Linked DNA regions of Homo sapiens: region 2 is linked to region 1. The links are chromatin loops, found by intact Hi-C in ENCODE. Cell type or tissue: CD4-positive, alpha-beta T cell. All regions are shown on one strand. Links, peaks and the distances in the headings refer to the core of each region. The heading gives the core; the rest is flanking DNA. Region 1 holds the start of AANAT (aralkylamine N-acetyltransferase). Region 2 overlaps ST6GALNAC1 (ST6 N-acetylgalactosaminide alpha-2,6-sialyltransferase 1).

Evidence for each region. A loop is a pair of places that touch in the nucleus more often than their neighbours do. Peaks named below come from ENCODE experiments on the same cell type or tissue, not always from the same donor. Only the 100,000 strongest peaks of a DNase experiment are listed, where the experiment ranks them.
Region 2: a loop joins it to region 1, with 11 times the contacts of the local background. A loop is called at or near these places in 12 of 110 quality-filtered maps.

What each region holds. Positions count from the first base shown.
Region 1 is chr17:76,456,260-76,470,777 of GRCh38, forward strand. AANAT (aralkylamine N-acetyltransferase) reads left to right here and starts at 11,344. Exons shown (of 4, transcript NM_001088.3): 1 at 11,344-11,468; 2 at 12,413-12,650; 3 at 12,914-13,068; 4 at 13,406-13,858. The coding sequence starts at 12,488. The coding sequence ends at 13,711. RefSeq lists an enhancer at 2,360-2,439. In CD4-positive, alpha-beta T cell, for the core only: a CTCF peak has its summit at 9,908 (motif pointing right); a DNase peak (open chromatin) is centred at 9,912.
Region 2 is chr17:76,615,659-76,632,402 of GRCh38, forward strand. It overlaps ST6GALNAC1 (ST6 N-acetylgalactosaminide alpha-2,6-sialyltransferase 1), which reads right to left. Exons shown (of 9, transcript NM_018414.5): 2 at 13,354-14,053; 3 at 11,757-11,925; 4 at 11,409-11,580; 5 at 10,993-11,131; 6 at 10,631-10,734; 7 at 10,348-10,437; 8 at 10,161-10,260; 9 at 9,105-9,869. The coding sequence ends at 9,672. Among named protein-coding and RNA genes, the nearest start is that of ST6GALNAC1, 20 kb to the right of the region's middle. RefSeq lists an enhancer at 11,279-11,780. In CD4-positive, alpha-beta T cell, for the core only: CTCF peaks have their summits at 8,413 (motif pointing left) and 8,613; a DNase peak (open chromatin) is centred at 8,403.

The DNA.
Region 1 (14,518 bases), core at 6,519-14,518:
GGTGGAGGTTGTGGTGAGCCAAGATCGAGCCATTGAACTCCAGCATGGGCAACAAGAGCAAAACTCCATCTCAGGAAAAAAAAAAAAAAAAAGAACATGCACAAAACAGATGGCAGCCTAAGTACTTAAGATGTCTTAGGCCAAGTACTAATAGAGTATTGATGTAATATTGGGATCAGGGTGGTTGTCAATGGACCCAAATCTTAGAAAATTTATCTACTAAGATATAGAACAAATGGGCTGAATCAGCTGAAGGGGGAGTTAGGATATGATTTTGGGGCAAGGCTGGGTTCTCAAACCATGGCCTTCCCATCCCAGAACACAATGCCAAATGACCATCTGGAATCACTGCTGTAAGGACGCAGGTCCCTACTCCCTCTCCTGTAGAGACCTGGGAGATTAAACAGCAGTAACATAGTAGCTTCTGTTCTGCCTCCCATGACCCTTTCAGCCCTGTTTTCTTGCCCCCTGATAACATAGCATTTATTAAGCACATATTATTGACCAGGCATTGTACCAGGTACTTCCAAGCACATTATCTTGTCTGTTATCACAATCTTGGATATAGAGAGTTTTTAACCTCATTTTACCAATGAAGAAATAGGGCCCAAGGAATTTGGCGCCTAAGGTAACAGGTAGTAACCTGAGGAGTTTCCCCACTCTAAGGGCAGGGGCTTTTGTAGTTATGCTATTTCTTTAGGCTTCCCTCAGAAGAACTCCTGATTGCACAGGGGAGTCCATGTGTCTATGTGTCCCACGGCGGGATAAGGCAGTGCAGACCTCAAATCTGCTTTTTGTTTCATGGCAGGGTCTCACTCTGTCGCCCATGCTGGAGTGCAGTAGCGTGATCTTGACTCACTGCAACCTCCGTCTCCCAGGTTCCAGCGATTCTCCTGCCTCAGCCTCCTGAGTAGCTGGGATTACAGGCGCCCACCACCACGGCTGGCTAATTTTTGTATTTTTAGTAGAGACGGGGTTTACCATGTTGGCCAGGCTGGTCTCGAACTCCTGACCTCAAATGATCCACCCGCCTTGCCCTCCCAAAGTGTTGGGATTACAGGCATAAGCCACCGCACCCGGCCTCAAATCTGCTTTTGTTGTCAAAAAATCAAGTGAGTTTTGCATTGTACTCCAGAGTATGCCTATGTTTGTTGTTTTAATGTAAAAACTAATGCCCTTTCCTCCCTAATCATTGAGTAATATCGGCACTCCTGGAAGACGTGTTGTGTTTATTCTGCGGCTTCTTGTAATAATGGCTAATAATAGCTATCACTTATTGAGCTGTAACTTCATGCCAGATACTCTACTAAGTGCTTTACATAGATTATCAGGATACTGCCAGGTTGGAGGTAAGACTCCTTGATTTTACATGCTGATCTCTCCCTCACTAGACTAAACCCTTAAGCATGTGGACCATGTTGTATTTGTGTGTGTAACCCTGGTGCCTAGGACAGTACCTGGCATAGGGATGGAGCTCAATAATGTGTCGTATTAGGCTAGGCCCATACAGTGGCTCACGCCTGTAATCCCAGCATTTTGGGAGGCCAAGGTGGGTGGATCACCTGAGGTCAGGAGCTTGAGACCTGGCCAACATGGCAAAACCATATCTCTACTAAATATACAAAAATTAGCCAGGCTTGGTGGCGGGCGCCTGAAATCCCAGCTACTCAGGAGGCTGAGGCTGGAGAATCACTTGAACCCGGGAGGCGGAGGCTGCAGTGAGCTGAGATTGTGCCACTGCACTTCAGCCTGGGAGATAGAGCAAGACTCCGTCTTGAAAAAGAAAAAAAGAAAATTATCATGTTAGCGGATATCAAAGGCCTGAGAACCTGTACCTCCATTCTGTCAGTTTCCTATCCTTTTTCCAACAACCAAAAGTTGAAGAAGCTGGGACAGAGCTGCCCTCTTTGGCTGCTCCAAATCCTTTCAAGTGCCCCCAGTTTCAACTGCATCTGAGCTGCTTTAGAGAATGAGACTCAGTAAATTCCTACCCATCCGATGGTGTCTTTTATGGACCTCACTCAGACCCAAGATGCTCTGGATAAGGTTTGAGGCTTGACTCCTTCCCAGACCCTGAGCCCCCAGCCACGGTCTCCATACACTCAGGCTGGCTAGCAGGGTAAGTGTGGATGGAAGCCGCTGCTTAGTTTTTATTTTTGTCATTGTTGAGGTGTAGGAAGGAGGAAAAAAACTTGATTCCCTAATGAAGAAACCCTCTCTTATCATGGCCCCATCTCCCAGCCTTTCGTGGGGAATAGAGCTATTTCTTGGGAGGATTTCACTTATTTATAAATGTGCTTCCAGAAACTGAGCTGGTCTGGCCTCTCCCCTTGCTAAGTGGGGTGGGTGGTGTGCAGGAGGCGGCAGAGCCAGCAGCAGAGTGAACTGGTCTCAGGGAAGCAGGCCCTGTCTCGTCCCTATCTTAACCAGCCACTGGAGCACCTCTCTGGACCCACAAAGTATGCTCAGGCCCAACACTGCCCTCTGCGGGAGCCTGCTTGGCCTCTCCATTGCTGTGCAAGCGATTTCAGCCTGGCCCAAAGAGCTCCTTCCACCCTGGAGCAGGTGTTTGGGAAGGCTAGGGTGCCTTAGGCACTGGGGACTTCAGCTGGGGGGTGGGGTGGGAGGTGAGCTGCCTTGGGAAACCCCCCACACCCTCATGTGGCTGGCTGAAGAAATGCCTCCGAGGCTCCAGCTGAATGCCGCTCAAGGCTTTTGGAGTTAAAACGGCCCTTCTCATTCCTGGAGCCTCACCTGCTCCTTGCACAGGTGCCCTGGGAAAACTGTGGGACTTGCCCAAGGTCACTCTGCAGTACAGTCAGGATCAGGACCCAGCCCAGCTGGCCCTTGGCCATTCTGACTCCTGCTGTGAGGGTGGGTTGCAATCCACTGGGCAAAACACTTTATGCTGGGGCAACAGTGAAAAGTTTGAGCAATAGTGACAGCATAGGATCACCAGGTTCGTCCTGTTTCCCTCCTTCCTGAAGATACAGGGTGAGGCACAGTGAATCTGCTGGACCAGCTTCAAGAACAATATGTCAGCCTATCCACTGCCACCTCCCACAGCTCCAGACTCGTGGGTGCTTCCTGGATGTGACCAGCCATAGGTACAAAGTAGACTCATCATCTTTTCCTCAAATAGTTTCTTCTCCCAGAGTTCTCATCCTGATGGATGGCAGTATCACTTACCTGGGTACTGAGCTGGCCACCTGAGGGTCAGCCCTCACTCTTAAGCTCTACATGCAATCAAAGCCTGGGTCTTGGCCCCTCACTGCCTTTTCACACCCTTCCTGTCCAGAGCTGCCCCACCAGGGGGGCAGATCCATGGAGATGTGGGGAGGTGGGAGGTACAGTGGCTGAGAGTGAGCTTCCGGAGTCACAGGGACCTGGGTTTGAAGCTTGTGCTGCTGCTGGTCACTATGTGACCTTGGGCAAGTTATTTTACTCTCTAAGCCTCAGTTTCCTTTCTGTAAGGTGGGAATAATAATAATACCTACTTCATAGGACTGTGGAGACTGTAACTGACCAACTGAATATAACGTGCTTTGCCCAGTGAGTGCATGATGGCAGGCCTGATAACATTAGCTTTTCTTAGGAATTCATTTCCATCTCTTGCCTAGACCTCGGCTGTAGGCCCCTCACCAGGCCCCAGGCCGTCTAATCTGTCTGCTGCCTTGTTCCCAGGGTGACTGAAAATGCAAGCACGGTCATTGGACTCTTGGCTTTATATCTTTCTGTGGCTCCCCAGGGTCCACCCAAGAAGGTGCATGTGGCCTTTCATAAACTGATCTGATCCTTCCAACCCCCCTTCCCCCTCTGCATCCAGCATGGAGTGCTCTGTGCTCCAGCCTCAGTCACCTACTTCAGGAAATTTTTTTTTTTTTTTTTTTTTTTTTTTTTTTTTTTTGAGACAGAGTCTCTCTCTGTTGCTCAGGCTGGAGTGTCCTGGCAGGACCTCGACTCACTGCAACCTCCGCATCCCGGGTTCAAGACATTCTTGTGCCTCAGCCTTCTGAGTAGCTGGGATTACAAATGCCCCACCACCACACCTGGGTAATTTTTTTGTATTTTTAGTAGAGATGGGGTTTTGCCATGTTGGCCAGGCTGGTCTCAAACTCCTGACCTCAGGTGATCCACCTGCCTCGGCCTCCCAAAGTGCTGGGATTACAGGCATGAGCCACCAAGCTTGGCCTGTTTTTTATTTTTTTATTAAAAAAAATAATAGAGAGAAGGTCTCACTATATTGGCCGGACTGGTCTTGAACTCCTTGGGCTCAAGCGATCCTCCTGCCTTGGCCTCCCAAAGTGCCAGGATTATAGGCATGAGCCACCGTGCCCAGCCTCTTTTGGCTTTTTAAAATGTGGCTACTAGAACATTTAAAATCACATGTGGGGCTCACACAATCTTACTATTGGGCAGTTTGGCTCCATTACTTGGGGAGCCGTAGGTCCCTTCTTTGTCCAGGAGGTGGCAATCCCTCCCTGCCTTGGATGCTTCCATTCCAGAATGGTCTGGAAGGTTCCTGAGGTAAGTGCCTATCTAATACGGCGATATTGAGCCCCAAATAAGGCAGGGTCCCACTCAGCCCTGCCTTTGAGTCACCCACCTCAACGGAAGACTCTGGGCCGGGCGTGGTGGCTCATGCCTATAATCCCAGCAATTTGGGAGGCTGAGGGGGGCAGATTGTTTGAGGTCAGGAGTTTGAGACTGGCCTGGCCAACATGGTGAAACCCCGTCTCTACTAAAAATACAAAAAATAGCCAGGCGTGGTGGCATGTGCCTGTAATCCCAGCTACTCAGGAGGCTGAGGCAGGAGAATTGCTTGAACCCGGGAGGCGGGGGTTTCAGTGAGCCGAAATCGCGCCACTGCACTCCAGCCTGGGCGACAGAGTGAGATTCCATCTTAAAAAAAAAACAAAAACAAAAACAAAAAAACAGAAGACTGTGCCTCTAGCTGATAGGCACCTGCTCTGTGGGTGGCACGATGCCACATTCTCAACCCAGCCTCTGTTTTCCAGGAGTGCATAAGCCTCTTGGGGGGACAGGTGTGTAGTGGATGCTGTGGTGCACCTCCCCATCACATCCCTCTCCAAACACTGCCCTTGGCTAAAAGAAGATGCCTCCCCCAACCACTGACTGTCTGTAAGGGGCACAAAGCCTGGCCAACATGGTGAAACCCCGTCTCTATTAAAAATGCAAAATTTGCTGGGTATGGTGGTGGGCACCTGTAATCCCAGCTACTTGGGAGGCTGAGGCAGGAGAATTACTTGAACCTGGGAAGTGGAGGTTGGTGAACTGAGATTGTGCCACTGCACTCCAGCCTGGGTGACAGAGTGAGCCTCCACCAAAAAAAAAAAAAAAAAAAAAAAAAGGAAGGAAGGAAGGAAGAAATCAATCAATCAATCAATCAGTCAGTGGTGGGTGCAACATCTCAGGTGTCTGAGAGGTACAGGGATGGAGTAAGTGTAAGGACTGGGGGGCTGGATGGCTGTTGGGGCAGTCAGTGCAGAGGAGAAAGGCAGTCAGAGGCTGGGGGTGAAGAATCACTGCTTGAAGGCAAAGTGGAAAAGCCAGAGGGCCTCCTTGGCAGCATGTAAAGAAACTCGCCTCCTGAAGTTAAGGAACAGAGAGAAGTCAGCATGGCAGAGCCTGAGAGCAGGTTGAATTCCCAACCTTAATGAGTCAGCGATACAGAGGAGGCCCCTGGGGAGAAGCGGGAGCCATCCAGGGACAGAGGTTAGTGCCCCTCCTTCCTTGGGGACAATGCCTCTTCCTTAGGAGACATGTACTACCCCCTTCCCAACCCTGAGTATATACTGCACCTCCTCTTCTTGCACTGGGCCAGTAACTAGGGCTAAATCGCAACCTCACCTACTGGTGAAGTGCTGGGTCGGCTAAGGGAGGAAGGAGGCTCTGTCCTGAAGGAGCTGCAGGTCCCAGCCAGAGCCAGGAGAGTGGGGACTGGAATCAGAGGATGCTGGCTGGGCCAAGGGGATCAGAGCATAAAGTTGGATAAGGAACGTGTGTTGGTATGGGAGCTCTTTTCCCTGTTACAGAATTTATCACCCTGGCAAGGACCCTGGTACTTGGAAGCTTGGAGAAAGTGATTCAGGGCTCTTACCCGCAGTGGGCAGGACTGCTGACGGCTCCCAGCTGGATTTTCCTGCAACTGCCCTCAATGAAGCAAGCTGTTCCACCCAAGGTTGATGCAGGACAAAGAGGTGGGTCCAGAAGGGCTTCCCAAGTCTGAAGCTCCTCGGGGGATGCGCCAAGGCCTCGGTTACAGCTGCACCATCACGGCTCAGCTTCCACTGTCCAGCCCTCTGCCCTGCTCCATGGTAGGGGTCGCTCATGAGACCTCTCCCCAATAAACTTGCCGCACACAGTTCTCCATCTCTCATCCCCCGGGGAGCCTGCCACGTGGTAGTACTCAGGCTGGAAAGGTAAAGACGATAACGCGAGATGTGCTCAGTGCCAGGTCTGTGGGGCAGACCTTTAGTGCAGGGGAGGAGTTGAGAGAGAAAGTGACCATCGAAACCACCAAAAAAATGCAGCCATTGCACAAGAGCCTGAAGAGAGGGCTATGCTTCCTGCACGCCGGGCCTCTCAACTGCTCTGCATGGAAAACCGGTATCTCAGAGGCATCGTCAAGGTGTCCCTGGGACATGGCCATGGGGCCCACTCCTTGGTCTGCCCCAAATGGGCTCCCTTCAGTCTGGGTGTGAAACTGGGCAGCTGACACACGGAGGGGAGGGGGTGTGTCTCCATGCGGGAAGCTCCCAGATTCCAGGTCCAGGGCTTCTGCACTGGGCCCGGTGGGGATGCTCACTGCCCCTGCACCAGGCTCTCCGGGGGTATCAGCAGCTGCAGCAGGCTCGGTGCCCGGGATGGGGTGGGGGCCGTGGGGAGGTTTTCTCCAACCCCCGGCCGTGGCAGCGAGTCAGTGTGCCTTTAATCAACGGCCTCTGCACTCCACCTCTCACTGTCACCATTAAGGCCATTCCTCTGCATCTGGCCTCTCCACCCATTTCTCCCTTCTGGAAGGATTCCTTTTTTTTTTTTTTTTGAGATACAGTCTTGCTCTGTGGCCCAAGTTGGAGTGCAGTGGTGCAATCTTGGCTCACTGCAACCTCTGCCTCCTGGGTTCCAGCAATTCTCCTGCCTCAGCCTCCCGAGTAGCTGGGATTACAGGCACCCACCACCACGCCCAGATCATTTTTGTATTTTTAGTAGAGACGGGGTTTCACCATGTTAGCCAGACTGCTATTGAACTCCTGACCTCGAGCTATCCACCCACCTCAGCCTCCTAAAGTGCTGGGATTACAGGTGTGAGCCACCGTGCCCGGCCTTTTCTGGAAGGATTCTTAAAGGTCATCGGAGCCTCCCTGTTGGCAGAATCTGAGATCTGTTCTCCATTCTTTGTGGCATTTCAGGCTCTATCTGCCCCATTTCTTGGACATTCTCCCCTGGGTTCTTCCCTTCTTGTGGCTTCACCTGTGTTCCTGTTAATAACTCCTTTCCCTGCTAACAGTGGACATCCCAAAAGCTTGGTTCTCAGCTTTCGTGTGGTGATACACATCCTCTCAGAACCTTTTTTACTGTCATGATATCAGTTATCCGCTCAATAACTGTCGTCATCATCCTCACCACATCTGATTAGGAGTGGGATGGGGGCTCTGATGGGTCAGAGGTGAGGCTCTACCAGGGCAGGTGGGGAGTTAGGTAGCATGGTCCCTGGCAGTTCTCTGTGTGCCCTGGACAACCCCTCTCCAAACTGCTATAGAATATTCTGGAGTCCTGCCTGGGTGCGGTGGCTCACGCCTGTAATCCCAACACTTTAGGAGGCTGAGGCAGGTGGATCACCTGAGTTCAGGAGTTTGAGACCAGCCTGACCAATATGGCGAAAGCCCATCTCTAGGAAAAATAAAAAAAATTAGCCAGGCATGGTGGTGTGCGCCCGTAATCCCAGCTACTTGGGAGGCTAAGGCAGGAGAATTGCTTGAACCTGGGAGGCGGAGGTTGCAGTGAGCCGAGATTGTGCCATTGCACTCCAGCCTGGGCCACAGAGCAAGACTCTGTCTTAAAAAAAAAAAAAAAAAGAATATTCTGGAGTCTTGAAGTGGAAGCCCAGTCACAGACCATGATTTTCATGGGACCGAAGAGCCTTTTGGGAGAAAACTGAACCCCATCTGGCATTTGAAATGTGTAAATCTGTCTGGGAGATCGAAAGAGGCCAGGCTGGGTGGAGAGACAGGGGGACCCCTGAGGGGAGCCATCATGGGTGAGGCAGGGTGGCATGGTACACACTGGGCAGGGAGTCGCGGTGGGTGAGTTGTGGATACAGGACTTTCAAGGGAGCTGCTGCTGGAGGGAGAGGCTGGGAACAAAGAGCCTCGGCCTCCCAAAGTGCTGGGATTACAGGCATGAGCCACGACGTCAAGCCATTTCTGTGGTTTACAGTCATCCAGTTTGTGTATCATCTGTTACAGCACCCCTGGGAAACATACAGATGCCAGCTTCTCCCTGTCTGTATCTATATATTTTTTTTTTTTGAGATAGCAGTTTCACTCTTTTTGCCCAGGCTGGAGTACAATGGCACGATCTTGGCTCACTGCAACCTCTGCTTCCTGGGTTCAAGCAATTCTCCTGCCTCAGCCTCCCAAGTGGCTGGGATTACAAGCGCCCACCACCACACCTGGCTGATTTTTTGTATTTTTAGTAGAGACGGAGTTTCACCATATTGGCCAGGCTGGTCTCGAACTCTTGACCTCAGGTGATCCACCCGCCTCAGCCTCCCAAAGTGCTGGGATTACAGGCATGAGCCACCGTGCCCGGCCTTGCCCATCAGGTTAGGTGTTTATCAGCTGTCTAGAGTGACTGAACAGGTACGACTTGGGGGGCAAAGGACACATTCTCCCCCCCATCCCCAAGATCCACCTGAGAGGCAGTCACCAGAGGCGTTGCCAGCACTCTTAACTGCAATAGCAGGACAAGACTGGGCATCTGATAAACAGTGCAATCGGTGTCCCTGGCGTGAGGATGATCTCGGAGGTGCTTCTTTTTTAGAGCCCACCTGAGGTCAGGATTTTTTTTTTTTTTTTTGAGACAACATCTTGCTCAGTTACCCAGGCTGGAGTGCAGTGGCTCATCACTGCAGCCTGAACCACCTAGGCTCAAGTGATCTTCCCACCTCAGCCTCCCAAGTAGCTGGGGCTACAGGTGTGTGCCACCATGCTTGGCTGATTTTTAAATTTTTTGTAGAGACAGGGGTCTTGCTATGTTGCCCAGGCTGGTCTCAAACTCCTGGGCTCAAGTGATCCTCCTGCCTTGGCCTCCCAAAGTGCTGGGATTACAGGTGTGAGCCACTATGCCCAGCCCCAGGGATCTCCTTCTCTCTGTACCCATCACCCTGTTGGGCCCCTCACCCTCCTTATTTTCCTTCTCATTGGTGGTGGTATGTGGTTTTCTTCCTGTTGACCAGGACAAAGGTCCCAGCGATCACCCTGCCCTCCCCTGTCTCCTCTCCTGTCCCACAAGGGTTTGAACTTCCCAGTTTCACCATGTTTAACATACCGCCTCATCTTTAAAAAAAATTTATTTTTATTTGTATTTTTTTGAGACAGGGTCTCGCTCTGTCGCCCAGGCTGGAGTGCAGTGGCGAGTCACTACAGCCTCGACCTCTCCGGCTCAAGCCATCCTCCCGTCTCTGTCTCCCAAAGTGCTGGGATTACAGCGGTGAGCCACTGTGCCTGGCTTACTGCCTCATCTTGTTCCCTGAGGTTCTAGACCTCTAGGGTGTTGTCCGGAAAGAACAGGGCCATGTGGAAGTCAGCAAAGAGAGAGGCCGATTGAACAGCAGGCTCTTCTCAGGCATCGCCAAGTGACTGATTAGGATTGGCCACCAGGGGGTGCCATGGAGCCACAGTCTATGAAGGGACAGAAGAGGCCTTTTGGGGGACCCTGGAGGTTGAAGGTGGGGATGCCCAGCTGAGGTCTTGGACATGACCACCCCACCAACCAAGCCCAAGGAGGTCTCTGGTCGGTCCTGAGAGGTCTGTTGAGGGTCCCTTCTAGCAGGCAGGTGGGCCTCAGAGTGCAGAGGGGCCCTGGGAGAAGGGGACCCAGAGACAGGAGGAATGCATGTGGTGGGTGGGCGGGGGCATCGGGACGGGGTCACTCCACGGTCAGGGGCTGTGTCCCAAACCGTATGGGTAGGAACAGGAGCTTCCTCTGCGGGGGGGTCGAAAGAGTGCACCTGTGAGGACACTGAAAACCAGCAGGAGAATCATGAAGACAGGAAACAGGAGTCTCATTGTGAGATGAGTGGGTCCCACCAGTGCAGCCGTGGCAGTGCATGTCAGGAGGCTGACCCGGCTTTGCCCCTCCCCCTTCACTTGTTGGATGGCTCTGAGCAGGTTACTGAACCTGTCTGTGCCTCGGTTTCCTTCTCTATAACGTGGTTAATACTCATTTGGCCGGGCTTCCGTGTGGATTAAAGGAGACGCGTATCCAGGGCCCGGCACATAGCAAGTGCTGTAAGCAGTGGCACTCACAGGCTGCCAGGACAGGAAGGACCCTCAGAGGTCCGTCCCAAGCTGTGTGGGTAGGAGCAGAAGCTTCCTCTGCAGGGGGTCAAAAGAGTGCACCTGTGAAATCCAACCTCCAGGACCCCCAGGAGCCCGAGATGGACACAGGATCTGCACTGCTGGGTGGGGCGGAGAGGCAGGTGCTGGCGAGAGAAGAGCTAAGGGGTGCAGGATGGGGTGTGAGCTGGAGGGCAGGGGGTAGTCAGAGCCAACAGGGAGAGGGGCCTGCATCCCGAGGGAATGCCAGCACCAAGTGCCAAGGCCTGGGCAGCCCTGGGAATGGGTGGAGCCAAGGTCAATAGCAGAGAGCTTTGTAGTTGAGATGTTTGGTAGGGCAACCTCCTGAATATTTAAATATTTAATTAAATTAAATATTTAAATAAACTTGAAGTAGAACGTACTTAAAGTGCACAAATTGGTAGCTTGAATTCCCACCCCCTCCCCCCACATAAGAGGTGGGCTTGTCCAAGACTCCGAGGGACAGAGGGAGAATCGCTGGTGCCCAGCCAGTCGGTGACAGAGCAGGGATTAGAGATGGACCCCTGAGGCTTAGCCCCACGCTCTCTTCCCCAAACCCTGGGGCCTCAGTCAGCCTCTGGTAATCCCTTCTGTGCCCAGGGCACCAGAGCTGACGTTTCCCTTCAGCAAGGCAGGGGCCGAGGCTGCCAGAGCCCTGCTGGCGTCATCCTGCCTGGGATAGCTCGAGAGGTGGGGTGGGGGGATTACAAACCTCTAACAGCACCACAGGCTGCCCGGGGAACATCTGCTACTACAGCCTTGCAGCCCGGAGTCCCGGATTTTACTGGTTCCCGTGCCTGCGGACAGGCCCCCAGGGCTAGCGGCTTTGTGGAGGGAACACTGGGTATCCTCTCCACAGTCCAGGTAGGTGGGACCCCCACTCCTGGCTCTCAGCCTTTAGGAACAGGAGCTTCTCTACTTGGAGCTTCTAGACATGGAGGGAAACATGGAAGCCATGGAGTTTATTAAGTGTCTTGGAAGGTGGAGGGAGGGATGGCCTCCTCTAAGAACTGCAAATCTGCAGGGTGTCTTGGGAGACAAGAGTGCCCAGAGGGGAATGTCTGATGAGCTGGATGTGTGGGGCAGGGGGTGTCCTATGCACTCTCCTTGCCTGCTCCTCCCCATTCCCCAGGCCCTCTGCAGCCCCCGGCTCCCTCTAACCTCCCCACCCCCCACCACAAATCCTGCATGTGTGTGGCCCAGTCTGAGGCCATCTGGATAGAAGTAGAGGCTCCCTAAGGGCCCACTTTGATTAAGGGGCTCTCTAGGACCAAGGGCTGAGGCTACCTAAAAAGCTCTCTGCCACAGGATCTTGCACCCAAAGGACCAGAAGCCTCCCTCTGGGGAGGTAAGATAAACCACATGAATGGTGGTGTGGGGGAACCGGGCGCCCACCCACTGCACAGTTGCATTAGACGTGGTCAGTGGAGGGTCACGAGTCCTGCCTCCCCTCCCACCGTGGGCAGCAGGGTTGGGGTGCCCCAGGCTCCACTGAGCCCTGCTCATCCCTGCCACCATCTCTGGGGCTCAGAAGCACCCAGACGGCACCCTGAGACCAATGTCTGCAGGTCTGCAAGGTGGCAAACCTCCAGGGATCCTTCTGGCTGAGAGGGAAAGGTGGGGAGACAGTGCCAATGTTTGCAATGCCTGGTAACAGCCTCGGGGACCAGGTACCTGGGGAATGTGCCCATTGATTTAGGGGCTGTCTCCACCCCAGTTCCTGCTACAAAAGAGGCCAGATACATACTCTGGGGCCTGCCTCCCTGGAGATGAGGATGAGACCCCTGTCCCTTGCTGTTCTCCAACAGGTGCTGGGAGGCCCTCCTTGGCTTAGGAGGACACTTCCAAAGCTGGGGCGCCCCAAGGAGGCACCAGTGGCCAGAATGTCCACGCAGAGCACCCACCCCCTGAAACCTGAGGCCCCACGTCTGCCACCTGGGATCCCCGAGTCCCCGAGCTGTCAGCGGCGCCACACACTCCCTGCCAGTGAGTTTCGCTGCCTCACCCCGGAGGACGCTGTCAGCGCCTTTGAGATCGAGCGTGAAGGTGAGTGGCCCCGCACAGGGTCAGAGGGATGCTCCACTCTGGTCCAGTTATCCTGTGGGGAGGAGACCCTTAGTCTCCTGTCCTTGGAGGCTGGGTCCCAGAGTATCAGACCATGTGTGCGCTCAAGAAAGTGGGGGAAACAGCAGCCCTAACCCCCATTTTCCTGTGGGGAACGGGGCATCTGAGTGGACACTCGGGGTGCAGCAGACAGTGGACGCGAGGCACAGCGACTACCAGTCACCCACCTGAGCCTCCTGCCACAGCCTTCATCTCCGTCTTGGGCGTCTGCCCCCTGTACCTGGATGAGATCCGGCACTTCCTGACCCTATGTCCAGAGCTGTCCCTGGGCTGGTTCGAGGAGGGCTGCCTTGTGGCCTTCATCATCGGCTCGCTCTGGGACAAGGAGAGACTCATGCAGGTGAGGACAGGGCTGCGACGCCCAGCTCCAGGGAGGCCTCTGAAGACAGAGGTCAGCCAGATGGCGGGGAGGGGAGCCCAGGGGCTGGGATTTCTTCCTCCAGAACTGGAGAGATGAGTACAGGCCACAGGCCCCTCCCAGAGCAAGACCTTCTGGGTCTTCAAGTTTTCTCCATGGGGTTGGGGGTATGGCTCCCAATTTGGGGCCCTCCTTTGCTGGGGTGGGTGCCCTGACCACAGGCACCCAGGGGACACCTGCTCCCTGCCTGGGTTGGTGGTTGGGGGGGAGCACGTGTCAGCAGAAGTGACCTGGGATCTCATCCCTTGCTCGCTCCCAGGAGTCACTGACGCTGCACAGGTCTGGGGGCCACATAGCCCACCTGCATGTGCTGGCCGTGCACCGCGCCTTCCGGCAGCAGGGCAGGGGCCCCATCCTGCTGTGGCGCTACCTGCACCACCTGGGCAGCCAGCCGGCCGTGCGCCGGGCCGCGCTCATGTGCGAGGACGCGCTGGTACCCTTCTATGAGAGGTTCAGCTTCCACGCCGTGGGCCCCTGCGCCATCACCGTGGGCTCCCTCACCTTCATGGAGCTCCACTGCTCCCTGCGGGGCCACCCCTTCCTGCGCAGGAACAGCGGCTGCTGAACTGGGCTGCCCACCTGGCTGCCAACATGATCCCCGTCTCTGCCCTGGGCTCCTCTTAGCTCAGCTGAGCATGGAGACAGCAGTTTCCAGAGAGTGGAGAGAGCAGGGCTAAATAAAGAGGAGATAAGGTGGCTTCTCACGGCCTGAGCTGGAGTGGTGTGTCTTGTCTGTCCCCACGAGGCCTCTGGACCTCCTGTGTTCTGAACTCTGTACCTGAGACCGGGCTGGGTTGGTAAGCGGGGACAATGGGAGGTGCTGTGGGGTTCCTGGCTCCTTTCCTCCTGGCAGGTGGGCAAAGGCACCAAGGCGGCATCCTCACAGTAGCCCATTGCTCGGTGGGGGGGGGGGGTGTCCTTATTCTCCCCAGCCTCATGGATGCCGCTTCCCACCCTTAGCCCCTAGGGTGGGGGAGAGTGGGGAGCAGCAGGATGGGGCAGAGGCGGGAGGCCTGTGCTGTAGAGGCAGCTTGGGGCAGGGAAGCTGGTGCAGGGCCCTCTGCCCATGGTAATCAAGTGGTCATACCCGGTGCCTCACTGGCCATCCTCAGTGTGGTGGGTGAGGCACTGGCACAGGGAGTGGACTCGTCCCCGGGTGGGGTGACAGGTCCCCTCAGTGCCATCCCCATCAGGGCAGGCCACCCTGGGCCCAGGCAGCCCCTTCCCTGCTCTGGAGCCAAGGCAGAACAGGTAGGGGTGGGAACCCCAGGGCCCTAAGGATTCAACCCAGCCCTCCCAAGTGGACCCCTGGGGTCTCCCACGTGACCCCAATCTGCTTTCTGGCCCAACTAATTCCCCAAGATGCTCCACA
Region 2 (16,744 bases), core at 4,334-12,333, 160 kb after region 1:
GAAAAAGCATTTTTTTTCTTCACCTCTCATAAGTTGTTAGCTGATCTGGCCTCCTGGAATAAAAAGACAGATTAACAAGAGAAAGACAAGGCCTGGCGTGGTGGCTCACACCTGTAATTCCAGCATTTTGGGAGGCCAAGGCGGGCGGATCACTTGAGGTCAGGAGTTCGAGACTGGCCTGGCCAACATGGTGAAACCCCATCTCTACTAAAAATACAAAAATTAGCCAGATGTGGTGGCACGCGCCTGTAATTCCAGCTACACGGGAGGCTGAGGCAGGTGGATCGCTTGAACCCAGGAGGTGGAGGTTGCAGTGAGCCAAGATTATACCATTGCACTCCAGCCTGGGCAACAGAGCAAGACTCTGTCTCAAAAGACAAAATTAGCTATATGAAAAAAAAAGACTCTGTCTCAAAAAAAACACAAACGAAAAAAACAAGAGAAAGAGCGAGACCCTGTCTCAAACAGCAATGACAACAACATCCCAAAAAATAAGAGAGAGGTTTGTCAACATGCACATTTCCTGTGCACGTGGGAGACGCCCAGGGAGTGCCTGGTTCTCGAAGTGGCTTTGAATCGCAGCTCGTGTTGCATCTTCCACAGAGAACAGTACCTCTTTTTTTTTTTTTTTTTTTTTTTGAGACCGAGTCTCTCTCTGTTGGCCAGGCTGGAGTGCAATGGCACGATCTCGGCTCACTGCAACCTCCACCTCCCTGGTTCACGCGATTCTCCTGCCTCAGCCTCCTGAGTAGCTGGGATTACAAGCGCCCACCACAATGCCCGGCTAATTTTTGTGCTTTTAGTAGAGATGGGGTTTCGCCATGTTGGTCAGGCTGCTCTCGAACTCCTGACCTCGTGATCTGCCCGCCTCAGCCTCCCAAAGTGCTGGGATTACAGGTGTGAGCCACTGCGCCCGGCTAGAGAACAGTACATCTTTAGAGAAGTCACCAGGGGAGAGGACTTTGGGTGTTGAGGGGCAGTCCCTTGGGGAAGGCACGGAGCTGGCAGGTGCAGGCTGGTTGGGGAAGCCTGTTCCTGTGGGTGCCTCTGGAGCCGGCTCCAGGCCCACAAGGGCGCAAAGATGTCTTCAGTGGTTCAGCTTTGCTCTCTGTGGTAGAAAGGGGAGTAGGATGGCTTCTGTCTCTGTAAATTGATGTCCTGCTTTTATTATTATTATTATTGAGACAGAGTCTTGCTTTGTCACCCAGGCTGGAGTGCAGTGGCACGATCTCGGCTCACTGCAACCTCTGCCCCCCGGGTTCAAGCAATTCTGCTTCAGCCTCCTGAATAGCTGGGATTACAGGCAACCACCACCACGCCCGGCTAATTTTTGTATTTTTAGTAGAGATGGGGTTTCACCATGTTGGCCAGGCTGGTCTCGGACTCCTGACCTCGGGTGATCTGCCCACCTCGGCCTCCCTAAGTGCTGGGATTACAGGTGTGAGCCACCACGCTGGGCCTTGTCTTGCTTTTAGGCAAACAGGGTGGGCAGAGCTTTCTGGACCTGCCGCTTCAGAACTGCCCTGAGCTCAACAAGCCTGTGTATTTTGGAGTGGCATCCTCTGGCCTCCCACACTGTATTTCTTGGGGAACCTCAGCCTCTAGGTGCCTTTGCCACAGTCATAGGCCATGGTCTGCACAGTGTTTGGGAGGAGAATGGGAGAGACCTGGATGGAGTCTTGGCTTGTGGCAGTTCTCTCCAGTGATGCGGTCAAACCCATCTGATAAAGACCATGGGGGACACGTCCATATGTCCACAAATTAGGTTTATTAGCTTATTCTAGCAGGGGAGTTACTGGCTCCCATTCAAGGCACTGTGGGCCACCTCCCCATGCAAAAGAAGGGACATGTGGTTATAGGATTTGGGGAAGGATGGAATGGGGGTAAAATGTAAATGAAGCAGTTCTTTGATAGGTTTAAAACAAATATAGTGAGAGCCTGTCTCTACAAAAAGTTTTTAAAAATTATCAGGTGTGGTGACATGCACCTGTGATCACAGTTGCTCGGGAGGCTGAGGTGAGAGGGTCACCTGAGCCCAAGAGGTCAAGGCTGCAGTGAGCTGCGATCACGCCACTGCACTCCAGCCTGGGCAACAGAGCAAGACTCTGTCTCAAAAAAAAAAAAAAGAAAGAAAAAAAATTTGCTGGATGAATAACTTCAGACTGGAGTTGAAGGCCTGGCCCTCAAAATTGACTCAAGGTCCTGTCTGTTTGACATAGTTAAGAAAAATGTAGAATGTTGTGCTCATTCTGGTTATCTGAAGCTCTGCACCTGGGTTGGGATTGGGGCTGTTTCTCTGGGTCAAGGGACCCGCATGCTGCTGAGGCAAGACTGGGATGTTCCATCTTCCAGGCAAGAGTGGCTTGTTCCATTCTCACTGATGTGACTTCAAACAGCAAACTTGTCATGGCCTTTGATTTTAGCAGCCAAGGTTTCCCCGTTCTATGTCCTTAATGTTAATGAACAGAGCCACATTTTTATGTGTTCACAGATGAAAAGCAGGTCAGACAATAAGCAGGTGGTTTCATCAGGCTATCAGTATGGGGTATCAGGCTATTATTATTCCCTCTAGACTTCTATTTCTTCTTATGTTTGTAGAGAAGAAGCAGATACAGCTAGGAGGGCTGAGGAGAATGCGGGTGTGGGGGCAGGCTGGCATGACATGAATTTGCCAACTTGTCTGTCATGTTTCAGAGAGATTCTTTAATCTTCCCCTTTATTGTACAAACCATCTGGAGGACAGAAAAAACAATTTATCAATAGGAAAGATAATTCGTGGTAAATGTGTATGTAATTTTAGGTTGATCTTGAACTGTATTGAAAGCTATAAATTTTTTGGCTGGGCACAATGGCTCATGTTTGTAATCCCAGCACTTTGGGAGGTTGAGATGGGTGGATCACTTGAGCCCAGGAGTTCAAGACCAGCCTGGGCAACATAGTGAAACTCCATCTCTACTAAAAAATACAAAAAAATTAGCCGGGCGTGGTGGCAGGCGCATGTAGTCCCAGCTACTCGGGAGGCTGAGGCAGGAGAATCGCTTGAGCCCAGGAGGTGGAGGTTGCAGTGAGCTGAGATCGCGCCACTGCACTCCAGCCTGGGCAACAGAGCGAGACTCCATATCAAAAAAAAAAAAAATTAGCTGGGCCTGGTGGTGTGCGCCTGTAGTCCCAGCTACTCAGGAGGCTGAGATGGGAGGATCGCTTGAACCTAGGAGGTGGAGGTTGCAGTGCGCTGAGATCACGCCACTGCACTCCAGACTGGATGACAGAGTGAGACCCTGCCTCAAAAGAAAAAGATTTTCTTTCTTATGTATGTGTGTATGTATTTATTTATATCAGTGTGGACTCCTAGATTACCATTTGTTGAATGTGTTGAAATTCATTACCATCATTACCAATTTTCATTCTCAAATCATCTTGTATTGAGCCAGTGGGAGCGTCTTCAGGCTGGCTTCTGTGTTCTTTTGATGTGTTCCATTCTTTAAGCACGTCCTTACTTTCTAGAACAATAAAATGTTCCAGGTTCATTTTGTACCTTCCCTACCCCAGCCCTGGAATCAGCCATTTCTCTCTAAGAAGTCCTGGTTGCTTATAGTGAAGAATGCTATCTAGGAACCCAAGATTACGTGTACTCACTGTTAGCGGAGTTTCGTTGCTTCTAGACTCTATTCACTGACGGATCTAGGGAATGTATGTATACGTGTGTGCATGTTTATAGGCAGATTCCCACCCATAGAATTCTTTCTTTAGATCTAAAACCACAAGTTCATACTGATACCTTGAATTCTAGTCCAACACCAGAGGGTTCATTGTTCATTATAGACTTGCCTCTTTCCATAATTGTAACTTTTTTTGACAATGAGAAACAGGAGTCCCATTTTCCTTAACATATTTTCTTAATTGTTGAAACCTGTAATTCATTGAAAGTGGCTTCAGAATGATAAAGCAGTGTGAAAAACAAACCTACCCACCAACTAGAGTTCAATGTTTGTTATCCTTTTTGTCTTTATTCTGAGGATATATAATTGAAATATTGTTTTGCCCATTCTGTGGGGTTATAAATTAGATTTTAATAATGTTAGTTTTTTTTTTTTTTTTTTTTTTTTAGGCAGAGTCTCACTCTGTCGCCAGGCTGGAGTGCAATGGCGCAATCTTGCTCATGGCAACCTCTGCCTCTCAAGTTCAAGCGATTCTCCTGCCTCAGCTTCCCAAGTAGCTGGGATTACAGGCATGCACCGCCACACCCGGCTAATTTTTGTATTTTTAGTAGTGACAGGGTTTCACCATGTTGGCCAGGCTGGTCTCGAACTCCTGACCTCAGGTGATCCGCCTGCCTCGGCCTCCCAAAGTGCTGGGATTACAGGCATGAGTCACTGTGCCCGGCCTTTTTAAAAATTTTTTATACAGAGTCTTGCTCTGTCACCCAGGCTGGAGTGCAATGGTGCGATCTTGGCTCATTGCAACCTCTGCCCCTCGGGTTCAAGCAATTCTTCTGCCTCAGCCTCATGAGTAGCTGGGATTACAGGCACGTGCCACCATGCCCAGCTAATTTTGTATTTTTAGTGGAGACGGGGTTTCTTTGTGTTGGTCAGGCTGGTCTTGAACTCTCGACCTCAGGTGATCTGCCTGCCTCGGTCTCCCAAAGTGCTGGGATTACAGGTGTGAGCCACCGCACCCAGCCTTATTGTTAGGTTTATTTGTTTCTCTTTGTATTCAATTTTAGTATTTTTCCCCATCCTGTTGATTTCATTATTTTTTGGGTATGTAAAGTGCAAAGGCAAAACTGCAAAAAGGTATACTGGGAGTAGTGCCACTGCCTCTGCTGACCCTTATTCAATCTCTTATCCCTTCCGCCCTATTCCTATTTAGCCCCCTTAGGTAACCAATCTCATTAGGTTTTGGTAAATCTTTTCTTTGTGTTCCTTTTTTTTTTTTGAGATGAAGTCTTGCTCTGTCACCCAGGCTGAAATGCAGTGGCACGATCTTGGCTCACTGCAACCTCCGTCTCCCAGGTTCAAGTGATTCTCCTCCCTCAGCCTCCTGAATAGCTGGGACTACAGGCGTGTGCCACCATGCCCAGCTATTTTTTTTAATTTTTATTTTGTATTTTTTGTAGAGATCCTCATCTTCTTTGCCATGTTGGTCAAGCTGGTCTTGAACTCCTAACCCCAAGTGATCCACCCGCCTCGGCCTCCCAAAGTACTGGGATTACAGGCATGAGCCACCATGCCTGGTCGCATATTTCTTATTCTATCTTGTACAAGGCATAAGTACTGTTGAATTAAATTTGTCCTAAGGCTGCCTCTGTAGATAGAGAACTGTAACCTAACTTGGTTTGTAAACAAACTACAACCTAAAGCTGAGAGAATATTCTTGTAACAAATAGCCAAGTCTTGGTCAATCTTAGCAGCTGGGCTTTCAACCAGTCACAGACTGTAAACTGTTCAGATTTGTCCAAAGAAGACAAAAGTGGAGCCGTAACCAATCCAGCTGTTTCTTTTCTTCTCTTTTCTTTCTTTCTTTCTTTCTTTTTTTTTTTTTTTGAGATGGAGTCTCACTCTGTCACCAGGCTGGAGTGCAGTGGCACGATCTGGGCTCACTGCAACCTCCGCCTTTTGGGTTCAAGCAATTCTCCTGCCTCAGCCTCCCGAGTAGCTGGGACTACAGGTGCACGCCACCACGCCCAGCTAATTTTTGTACTTTTAGTAGGGATGGGGTTTCACCATGCTGGCCAGAATGGTCTCGATCTCTTGACCTGGTAATCTGCCTGCCTTGGCCTCCCAAAGTGCTGGGATTACAGGCATAAGCCACCGCACCCGGGCTTCTTTTTATTTTTGAGATGGAGTTTCGCTCTGTCACCAGGCTAGAGTGCAGTGGCATGATCTCGGCTCAGTGCAACCTGTGCCTCCCAGGTTCAAGCAATGCTCCTGCCTCAGCCTCCCAAGTAGCTGGAATTACAGGCGCCCACCACCACACCCGGCTAATTTTTGTATTTTTAGTAGAGGTGGGGTTTCATCATTTGGCCAGGCTAGTCTCGAACTCCTGACCTCAGGTGATCCGCCCGCCTCGGCTTCCCAAAGTGTTGGCATTACAGGCGTGAGCCATCACACCTGGCCCAATCCAGCTGTTTCTGTACATCACTTCCCTTTTCTGTCTATAAGTACTGCCTACCCAGGTTGCTGGGTAGAGCTCTCTGAACCTTTACTGGTTCAGGGTGCTGCCTGATTCATTGTTTCTTTGCTCAAAAAACCTTCTAAATTTAATTTGTTTAAAGTCTTTCTTTTCTTTTTTTTTTTTTTTGTTGTTTTTGTTTTTGTTTAATAGAGACCAGGGTCTTGTTATGTTGCCCAGGCTGGTCTTGAAATCCTGGCCTCTAGTGATCCTCCTGCCTCAGCCTCCCAAAGTCCTGGGATTACAGGTGTGAGCCACTGCGCCTGGCCTGCATTTCTCACTATGAGTCAAACTGAACATTTTTTTCACATGTCTAAGAATCATTTTTACATCTTTTTTGGGGAGTTGCTGTTCATATATATATATATATTTTTGCCTATTTTTCTATTAGGTTTTTGGTCTATTTTCCTCAAAGTCCTTTACTATATATATATATATTAACCATTTATCTGTGATATATGTGGCAAATATTTTCTCCCACTTTTTAATTTGTCTTTTGACCTCCTGGTGATTTTTTTCACCATGCAACATTTTATTATTATTATTATTATTTTGAGACAGAGTCTCACCCTGTTACCAGGCTGGAGTGCAGTGGCGTGATCTTGGCTCACTGCAACCTCGGCTTCCCGGGTTCAAGTAATTCTTCTGCCTCAGCTTCCTGAGTAGCTGGGACTACAGGTGCACGCCACCATGCCCAGCTAATTTTTGTATTTTTAGTAGAGATGGGGTTTCGCCATGTTGGCCAGAATGGTCTCAATCTCTTGACCTCATGATCGGCCCACCTTGGCCTCCCAAAGTGCTGGGATTATAGGCGTGAGCCACCGCGCCTGGCCCATTTTATTAATTTTATGTAGTAAAATTTACCAGTCTGGTATTGCCTTTGGATTGTGAGTCCTAGTTAGAAATCTTTTTCTTACGTTCTAGTCAAAGAGCTACTCACCCATGAATTCTTAGAACTCTTGTCATTTCTTTTTTTTTTTTTTTGAGACAGTCTTGCTCTATCGCCCAGGCTGGAGTGCAATGTCGCGATCTCTGCTCACTGCAACCTCTGCCTCCTGGGTTCAAGCGATTCTCCTGCCTCAGCCTCCAGAGTAGCTGGGATTACAGGCATGCGCCACCAGGCCTGGCTAATTTTTTGTATTTTTATTAAAGATAGCATTTCACCATATTGGCCAGGCTGGTCTTGAACTCCCGACCTTGTGATCCGCCTGCCTCGGCCTCTGTCATTTCATTTTTTTACATTTAGATCTCTGAACCATCTGGAATTTAATTGTTGATGGGAGTTACAGACCTAGTTTGATTTCTTTCTAAATGACCACCTGGCTGTCTGAGCACCATTAATCACAATGCTTGGGTCTATTTCTGGACCTTCTGTTCCATTTCACTGGTCTGTCTATTCCTGCTTCAGTACCACACTGTTTTAATTATAGAGACTTTATAGTATGTCTGAATATTTGGTAGAGGTAGACCTCTCTCATAGCTTTTCTTTCGCAGGTATTCCTAGCTCTTCTTACATTTTTATCCTTCCGTATGAATGTGTGTATCAGTTTAGGCTCTAGAAAAAATGTTTTGGCATTTTACTAGAATCGCACTAAGTTTATTAATTAACTTGAGGAGAACTGACATATTTATGATATTGAGTCATCTTTTCCAAGAACAAAAGATGACTTGGCTTATTTGGGTCTACTTCTGTGTCTTTCAGGAGTGTTAATGTTTTCCTCATACAGACTTTGTTGCTCTTGTAAATGGGTTTTCTCTACATTACATCCTCTACTTGATTATCATTTATGTTTATGACAGTTACTGATTTCCGTATGCCAATCTTATATCCTGCTAACTTACTATAATATGTAGCCTATTTATCACAGTTTTCCTCTTCTTTTCCAATCCTTATGCCTCTAATTGACCTATCTTTTCTAATTCTATTGGCTTATACTAGCAGAGTGATCTAACCCATCAGTATATTCTACTTTGGACTCGAGTAACACTCGGTGAGGCTCAGTCGTTAAGTTTAGGTAGCCTGAGTTTAAATTTGAGGAGGCCAATATGGGAGTAAGGGGGCTCTCTGCCCATGGCTACTCATTTTCTCTCCTGCTCTGACCTGATGTGATGTCCACCCTGTCAAAGTCGTTGTGACTAGAGCTTTGTGGGGGAAAAGCATTTATTGCTTTTTATTGCTGAAGTAAGGAGCCTGGGGTGCCGCGGAGGACAGGGCGCCGCGAGCAGGGCGCCGAGCTGCCGCCACCTGCCGCCCGGAGCTGGCACTGCACCCTTTTAGTGCAAAGCAAATCCCTGTCCCATTGGTCCCCTCCTTCCCTAACCATGAAATCTAAAGCGAAGCTCCCCTCTCTCCCTTCCACTCTCCTACCGAGGGTCCTTTATTCTATTTATTTATTTATTTGTTTATTTATTTATTATTTTTATTTTTGTTATTTTTTTGAGACGGAGTCTTGCTCTGTCGCCCAGGCTGGAGTGCAGTGGTGTAATCTTGGCTCACTGCAACTCTGCCCCCCAGGTTCAAGTGATTCTCCTGTCTCAGCCTCCCAAGTAGCTGGGATTACAGGCGCCCGCCACCACGCCCGGCTTACTTTTGTATTTTTAGTAGAGACGGGGTTTCACCATGTTGGCCAGGCTGGTCTAGATCTCCTGTCCTCAAGTGATCTGCCTGCCTTGGCCTCCCAAAGTGCTGGGATTACAGGCCACCGTGCCTGGCCACTTTATTCTGTTTAGAGTTGTTAGGGTTGTTCCAGGCTCCAGAGTCCAAATCCTGCAGATAGAGCTCAAAGGGTAAGGTGAACTGAAATGTCTTTGGCTTAGCTCAATTCTCGTCATGGGGGTTTGAAAAAGAAAGCAGGTTAATGGGGAGAATAGAAGAATGAAAGGGACCATGTGCAAAACTGGTCCCTATCCATGGAGTAACAACTAGTTGCATCTTCACTGTAGAAAATTTATTTGCCTTTCCATGGACAACAATCATTTGTATTATTATCAGTTTTCTACAACACGTAGAGTTGTCAAATAGCTTAAAGACAAGGACAAGTATAGACCCTTCTAGAATCAGATAACTCCTAGAAAGGTCTTCTAGACAATCTGTAGTGAAGTTAAGTAATACCTTCAAGATTTCACAACTGTAAACTCGATCTGGAATTCAAACCAGATCTATATGTTTCTGTAAATCCAGGCTCTTTTTTCTGTATCAAGAAGCTTTTGGACTGGAAGAGTGTTTTTCAGCAGGAATTGTGGTATTGGCCACCCATCACCCCATTTAATTAAAAATCCCTGGCCTCAGGACCTACAGCAATGTACTGAAGAACTTCAGAACCTCAATTAGCCATTTGCCATCTTGAGAGAGTCTTGTCCATGGTTCAAGTGTTCCCTTGGAACTCCTGAAGGGCTTGGAGCTTAGTCTGAGCCATGGGAAATGGCCAAAGAGTCTCAAGATTCCCACTGTATCCTGTGCCTTGGAGCAGGCAAGGAGACCATGGCAGCCCTGGCCCCGGTCAGTTCTTGGCTTTGGCAGTTCCGGGACCAGGACGCTGGTACAGCCGGATTATCCCTTCATCGTGTAGCCGCTTCCAGACTTCTCTCTCCAGCTTGAAGTCATGGTTTATGTAAAAGATCAGCCGCTTCCATGATGTATCATAGTAGTGATCAGAAAAGCGCTCATGGCCCTCAGTGATGAAGCCATAAGCACTCACCTACATCACGGTTGGAGGAGAAACACGGCCTGTAGTTGCTGTTGCCCAGGCTTCTTCTCATGGCTAATTCTGTGTTGAGGGGTGGGGGTTCTTTTCCCTGGCTCCGTCCCTAGGGGTCTGGGTGCAGGTCCCTGGATACGCACGCATAACTGCATGCACCCATACTCATGCCCACCCTCTTTCCCAGCAGATGTGGGCACCCAGCCCATGCACTGTCCTATGCTGAACAGGCCCAGGAATAGCCCAGGAGCTGTTTCTCCAGGTATTTCTGCAGCTGCAGTGGAGCCTTACCTGGTCACAGAGCTGAAGGGCAGTGAGCAGCAGGAGGGCCCCAGTGGTGGGGCGGTATATCCTCCAGTGGGCACCATCCAGGGTCTTAGACCTCAGAAACCTGTGAAATGCCCCAAACCCCCAACTGTCAGGAGGCTGCAAGGATAACAGGGACCTGGGCTACGTGTCACGTGCTTTCTGCTCTAACCTGTTCTTCATGTATCGGAGAAAGTCTGGGTGCAGCAACAGGTACCTGTCCATGTGCAGGGCTTCCCGAAAAGCTTCCTGGGGTCTGTGCCTGTGGTTAGGAAGGGGTCATTCAGACTCAGCTCCCTTACCTGGTCTGGGGTGGGCCAAGTCAGGGTCATGAGCATGACTGGTATCCCATCTCCAGGTGATAGCTAAGGCTGTCCCCACCTGTCCAACCCTTTAGAGCCACTCATGACATGGCTCAGCCTGGGATAAGGGGATGGCAGGAGGACAGTGGGTACCTGAACCAGAAAAGGTTTTTTGACATCACCGTCTGATTCATAAGCAGTGCTTCCAGCCACTCATAGTCCCGGGTGCCTTCCAGGAAGTGCAAGTAGCGGACGTCCTGAGGACCAAGGACAGGGAGTGGTCCAAAAGTACTGCCTTCAGGACCACCACCGAGGGTGGCCCAGCTCTGACTCCGACTGCCCACTTGCTCTGCTCTGGACTGGTCTGACTGTCCTCCCCACTCCTGCCCTTATAGGAGGGGAGCCTGTACCAACCACAGACTCCATCCGGATGAAAGCCTCTCCTCTCCCTTCTCACCTCCTGTGCTCCCTCATCCAGAGTCTGGGTGTGGCCAGGCTCCTTCCTCTTTGCTCACCTTCCCAAGAGGCACGTTCTTGAAACCCCGATTGCCCAATATAAGGAGTGACTGGGTCAGGGAGAAGGCGGTAAAGCCGTAGAAGGATGTCCGAGTCCCCACATCCTGTTCGTAGCCTTTAATGAGAGCTCCGCTCAATCTGTGCAGAAAGACACAATCAGACGGGACAGGTGAGCAGAGGAGGGAGATTTGTGTAGGTGGATGGGGAAAGGAAGGAGAAATGGGGGAGGCAGCAGTTATGTGCGGAAATTCTCTCGAGAGCCCAGGAATTCCACCTTCCAGATGCAGGCGTGGAACATCCTATGGGTCTCTCAGAAGAGTCCATGTCTGCAGAAGAGGGGCAAGAGAGGGGCTGGAGGGGGGCTGGAGGGGGCAGGAGAGGGGCTGGAGAGGGAGCTTGGGTGGGGACAGCTTACCGGAACACGTAGTCGTGACTGTCTATCTCCTGGCCCATGTGGGAGTTGTTCAGGATGCCCCCGTTGCCCACCACGGCACAGGTGATGCACCGGAGGCTCCCAGCGGGGAGGCTGGCCAGGAGCAGCTGCTGCTGGGGCACTGGAGGGAAGCGTGTCACGACCTTCTGCACCACTGGAACAAGAGTGGGGGTGCTCCATTCAGAGCCCTGGGAGGGACAGGAGTCCGACCCATCATTCCTCCCAGGTCTGGCAAACCCCAGGGAAGAGGCAGACCAGAAAGCCAGCTGCCCTCTGCCCTCTGCCCCGGCCTACTGCGCACCCACACCTTCCCCTGGGTTAAGGACTCACAGGAGTAGTTGAGCTCCATGAAGCCAAAGGGTGGTGCAAAGTGTTCCAGGCGGTCCCACTCACTCTGGTTGAAGTGTCTGGAGTCCAGGAAGAGAGTGAGGTTGGGCAGAAAGAGTTTCTGGAGCCACAGCGACTTGGAGGCTTTGATCTTCACAGAGTCAGGGCAAGTCTATATACAGGAGGACGAAGTCAGGAAGGGAGAGACCCAGAAAGGCCATCGGCCAGGGGCTGCACCACTGCAGCAAGGGCTGGGGCTCGCAGTTTGGAAGGCGCGGCCTCTGCTACCTCTTCCATTCTGTTCTCAGGGTCTGCTTACCCTCCCCTTCCCATTGTCTGGGCTCATTGTGGTCCTGAGGGTTCTGGGAAATGGGTGTTCTCGGCCATCGAGGCAAATGCACCTAGGCCGGGTGTGGTGGCTCACGCCTGTAATCCTAGCACTTTGGGAGGCCGAGGCGGGTGGATCACAAGGTCAGGAGATCGAGACCATCCTGGCTAACACGGTGAAACCCCGTCTCTACTAAAAATACAAAAAATTAGCCGGGCGTGGTGGCGGGCGCCTGTAGTTCCAGCTACTCGGGAGGCTGAGGCAGGAGAATGGCGTGAACCCGGGAAGCGGAGCTTGCAGTGAGCCGAGATTGCGCCACTGCACTCCAGCCTGGGCGACAGAGCGAGAGTCCATCTCAAAAAAAAAAAAAAAAAAAAATGCAAATGCACCTTTGTAAGTGTGAGAGGGGCCGCATCCTGGGAATGTGGCATGTGTCCAGTGTGCTGTCAGGGCCATGCTTCCAGTCATATGTGTGTAAATGTGTGCATTTTATGGGCCTTCTCCCTCCCTCCCTCCCTCCCTCCCTCCCTCCTTCCTTCCTTCCTTCCTTCCGTCTTTCCTTCCTTCCTTCCGACAGGGTCTCACTCTGTTGCCCAGGCGGGAGTGCAGTGGTGCCATCATAGCTCACTTTAACCTCAAGTGATCCTCCCGCCTCAGCCTCCTGAGTAGCTGGGACTACAGGCATATGCCACTATACCCAGCAACATACACATTTTGGACACTGCCCCTCTGCAAGGACAGGTGAGAAGGACCATGTGGGTGGGTGTGGTTCAGTCAGACTGTTTCCTTAGGGTTGGGAGAGAGCGAAGGCTGTGGAATTGACTTTGCAGGGAAGACAAGGCATTCCTGGAGGACAGAGCTGGGCATGAGGTTGGGGTGTCCTTGTCTGTGAGTCCCTCCCCTGCAGCCCCCGCGAGAGGATGGGGATTCAGGGGCCAAGCCCCAGAGTAGATCACACTCTGTCACCCCAGATGGATGACCTCCAGGCCTCAGGAGCTCCAGGGCAGGCCCCATCTCACTCACCCCTCTTACGCTGTCCACACCAGGGGTCCGGGGCCTGCCTGCTCCTCCTCCCCCATTGTGGCCATCATTGGAAAGACAAGTGGGGCAGAGTCTTGTAGGGCTGAGCTCTGCCTCATAATGAGCTTGGGGCAGGACAAGACAAAGTCTAGAAGCAGAGCCCAGGAGGTGAGGAGAGGGTGGGCTGGGCTTCCTCTCAGGAGGGGCTTCAGAGCTGGGAGCCAGAGGGAAGGCGTGGTGGCAAAAACTCACCGTCTGAAGGCCTCCTATTTCGAAGCTGTATTTTTCCTCAAAATCCCACCGAGGCTCAGATTTGAAGTTGGCGGCCTTCAGTCTTTGGTTTCTCTGCGTCGTGGGGCTCTGGAAAGGGGCAGGGGGTGGGGTGGCCTGAGGTTTCTTCTCCTTAGGTGGGATGACTGCTGTGGTCACTCCTTTCTGTCTCGTCCTTGTTGACACTGCTCCTGTGGGAGCCAGCATTCTGTGCTGACTTTTGGGAATGAGCGTCTTGGCTGTGGTTGCCGCTTTGCCCTGGTGCTTCTCTGACACCGTCCTGGAGGCCGTCAGCTTCCTGGTCTGGCCCCCATTTCCTTGGGTCGTCTTTGTGTCCTGGCTCTTCCATGATTGTGCCTCTGTCCTGCCAGAGGCCATCCCTGCATCTTGCCCTCTGGGTGACAGTGTGTTCACCATGGTTTTCTCTTTTTCTGGGCTCTTCCATGCTGCCCTCTGTGCTGTGTGGGGCACCTTGTCCTGCTCCTCCGGCGGTGCCTGGTTGGCCTCCTTTCCTCTGTCTCCGGTGGTGTGGGCCTTGGGCTGGGTTTGTGTGTTGAGGGCATTGTTCTCTGGCACTGGCTCTGCATAGATGGTTGTCCTCCTTGCCCTTGTGGGTGCCTGGGACTTAGGCTTTGCCAGGGACTGTAGAGACCTTTCTTTAATGTTCTCTGTGCGTTGATGCCTAGGGACAGAGATAACCTTTGATGAAGGCTGAAGATTGTGGAAACAGGTCAGAAGCATAAGTAGTTTTTTGTTTTTTTTTTTTTTTTTGAGACACAGTCTTGCTCTGTCACCCAGGCTGGAGTGCAGTGGTACGATTTCAGCTCACTGCAACCTCCATCTCCTGGGTTCAAGTCATTCTCCTGCCCCACCCCCCTGAGTAGCTGAGATTACAGGCACCCGCCACCATGCCTGGCTAATTTTTGTATTTTTAGTAGAGATGGGGGTTTCACCATGCTGGCCAGGCTGGTCTTGAACTCCTGACCTGCCCAGTGATCCACCTGCCTCGGCCTCCCAAAGTGTTGGGATGACACGTGTGAGCCACCGTGCCTGGCCAGAAAATAGATTCAAACAAAAGCGGAATAGAATTTGAGATATGTACATAGGACATACAGGAGAGCATCTCATCCGACAAACGTTTACTAAATGTCTATTCTGTGCAGTGTGCTGTGCAGGCACTGGGAATACAAATTGGAATAAGACACAGACCTTGGACCTATGTGATACACGATTATTGTTATTCGAGGCAGGAAACAAAGGTCTTTGATCACTGGAGAAAGGCAGGGCCGGCCAAGGCAATATGGGAAGCAGGCTGATTACCTATGCAAGCCCTTCCTCCATTAAGGCCTCCTAGCCTGAGCTGCAGCTGACCCTGGGTGGTATTTCCAGCCTTTCTCAGCCTCAAAGCAACACATTTATTCAGGGTCTCCAGCGGGGGCACTCTCTATTCTGACCTTGAAACTGAAGCCTAAACTTCCCAAGGGTGTTAGGAAAGGGCTGACAGCTGACAGTTCTTCCTCCTTACCTCCCAGGGATCCTTCCTCCTTGAAACCCTTCTTTTTTTTTTTTTTTTTGAGACGGAGTCTGGCTCTGTCACCCAAGCTGGAGTGCAGTGGCGCGATCTTGGCTCACTGCACCCTCCATCTCCCTGGTTCAAGCAATTCCCCTGCCTCAGCCTTCCGAGTAGCTGGGATTACAGCGCATGCCACCACGCCTGGCTCTTTTTTTTTTTTGTATTTTTAGTAGAGATGGGGTTTCACCATGTTGGCCAGAATGGTCTTGATCTCTTGATCTCGTGATCTGCCCACCTTGGCCTCCCAAGGTGCTGGGATTTTACAGGCGTGAGCCACCGCGCCCAATTTTTTTTTTTTTTTTTTCTTTAAGAGACAGAGTCTTGCTCTGTCGCCCAGGTTGGAGTGCAGTGGCACAATCACAGCTCACTACAGCCTCAAACTCCTGGGCTCAAGCGATCCTGTGGCCTCAGCCTCTCGAGTAGCTGGGACTACAGGCATGCACCACCATGCCCAGCTAATCTCTGTGTGTGTGTGTGTGTGTGTGTGTGTGTGTGCACGCGTGCGCGAGCACTTGTGTGTGTTTAGAGACTGGATCTCACTCTGTTACCCAGGCTGGTCTCAAATTCCTCACCTCAAGTGATCCTCCACCCTTGGCCTCCCAGAATGTTGGTATTAAAGGCGTGAGCCACCGCGTCTGGCCTAAACACACACATTTTTAACTGGACTTGCATAGAAAATGCCTCTGCCTTTGTTATATGACTCAAAGAAGTAGCTTGGATGAGAGATATTTCTAACCAGAAAGGAGAGATGGGCCTCAGGACAGGGTTGGACTGAGATATGGAGCATCCCGAAAAGGCTAATGGGCTTCAAACCCTAATTCTTTCTGTATTTTTCATTTTCAACTAAGAAAAAGAAAAGGAAAAATTTATTATAAGAATAGAAAGTGTTTCAAGGAACCCAAGAGCAGGAAGTAGTTGAGCCTCTGGGGGGGCTTGGAACCAGGAATCGCTCTCTAAGGCTTTGTCTCTATCTCACCTCTCCCTCTGAATCAGCTTTCTTCTACTCTTTCTGTCTCTGCAGACAGGCCTCCTCTGCTCTCCAACCCACAGGCTGGTGGAAGATGGCCACCCCATAACACCTGTACTGGGGACTGTGGACTCCCTTTTCTCCCAATTTTTCACTCTAGCAGAAGACTGTGGCCCCCTTGGGTCCTATCTCCATCCCTTTCCAGGGGTCTCGGTCACATACTACATGACATTCTGGGGCCCACTCTGTGCATGGGAGGAGGACACTTTCAAGAGAAAGAGGGGGTTATTGGTTCATGAACTGGGAAGACACCCCCAAAATATCCATTCTGAAAGAATGCCACTCAACACAGAGTGAGAAACCTGAGTGAGTGAAGAACACATTCTTGATCAATTCATTCCACATTTGCCTAGTAGAAGGTCTGAGTGCTGTGTGGGTGTGTGTGAGGCTCACCACTCCCCTTGGTCTGACTACTCAGTGTAACCTCTAAGCTCACGTGGGCCATTCAGCAAAAACCAAGCTGTTCACCCGGTTTAACAAACAGCTCTTGTTACCCAGCAAAGCCTCTTGGTGGATTCACCCTGACCTCCACTTCCCAACCCCCAGCCTCAAGAAGCCTATGGAAACTTCCCTTCCAAACTCCGGCAGCCCTCGGCAGAGAGGAATTCTGCTGAATGACATTTTCCCTATCTCGAACATTTTCATGGATGTAGCTGCCTGGCTGGCAGGCACCTTAACTTGGCCGTGGCGGGGAGAGATGATGAGGCAGGGGTGGTTTTTGACATCACACATCTCAGGCCACACATAGCATGGACAGCTGGCCGTCTGCTTAG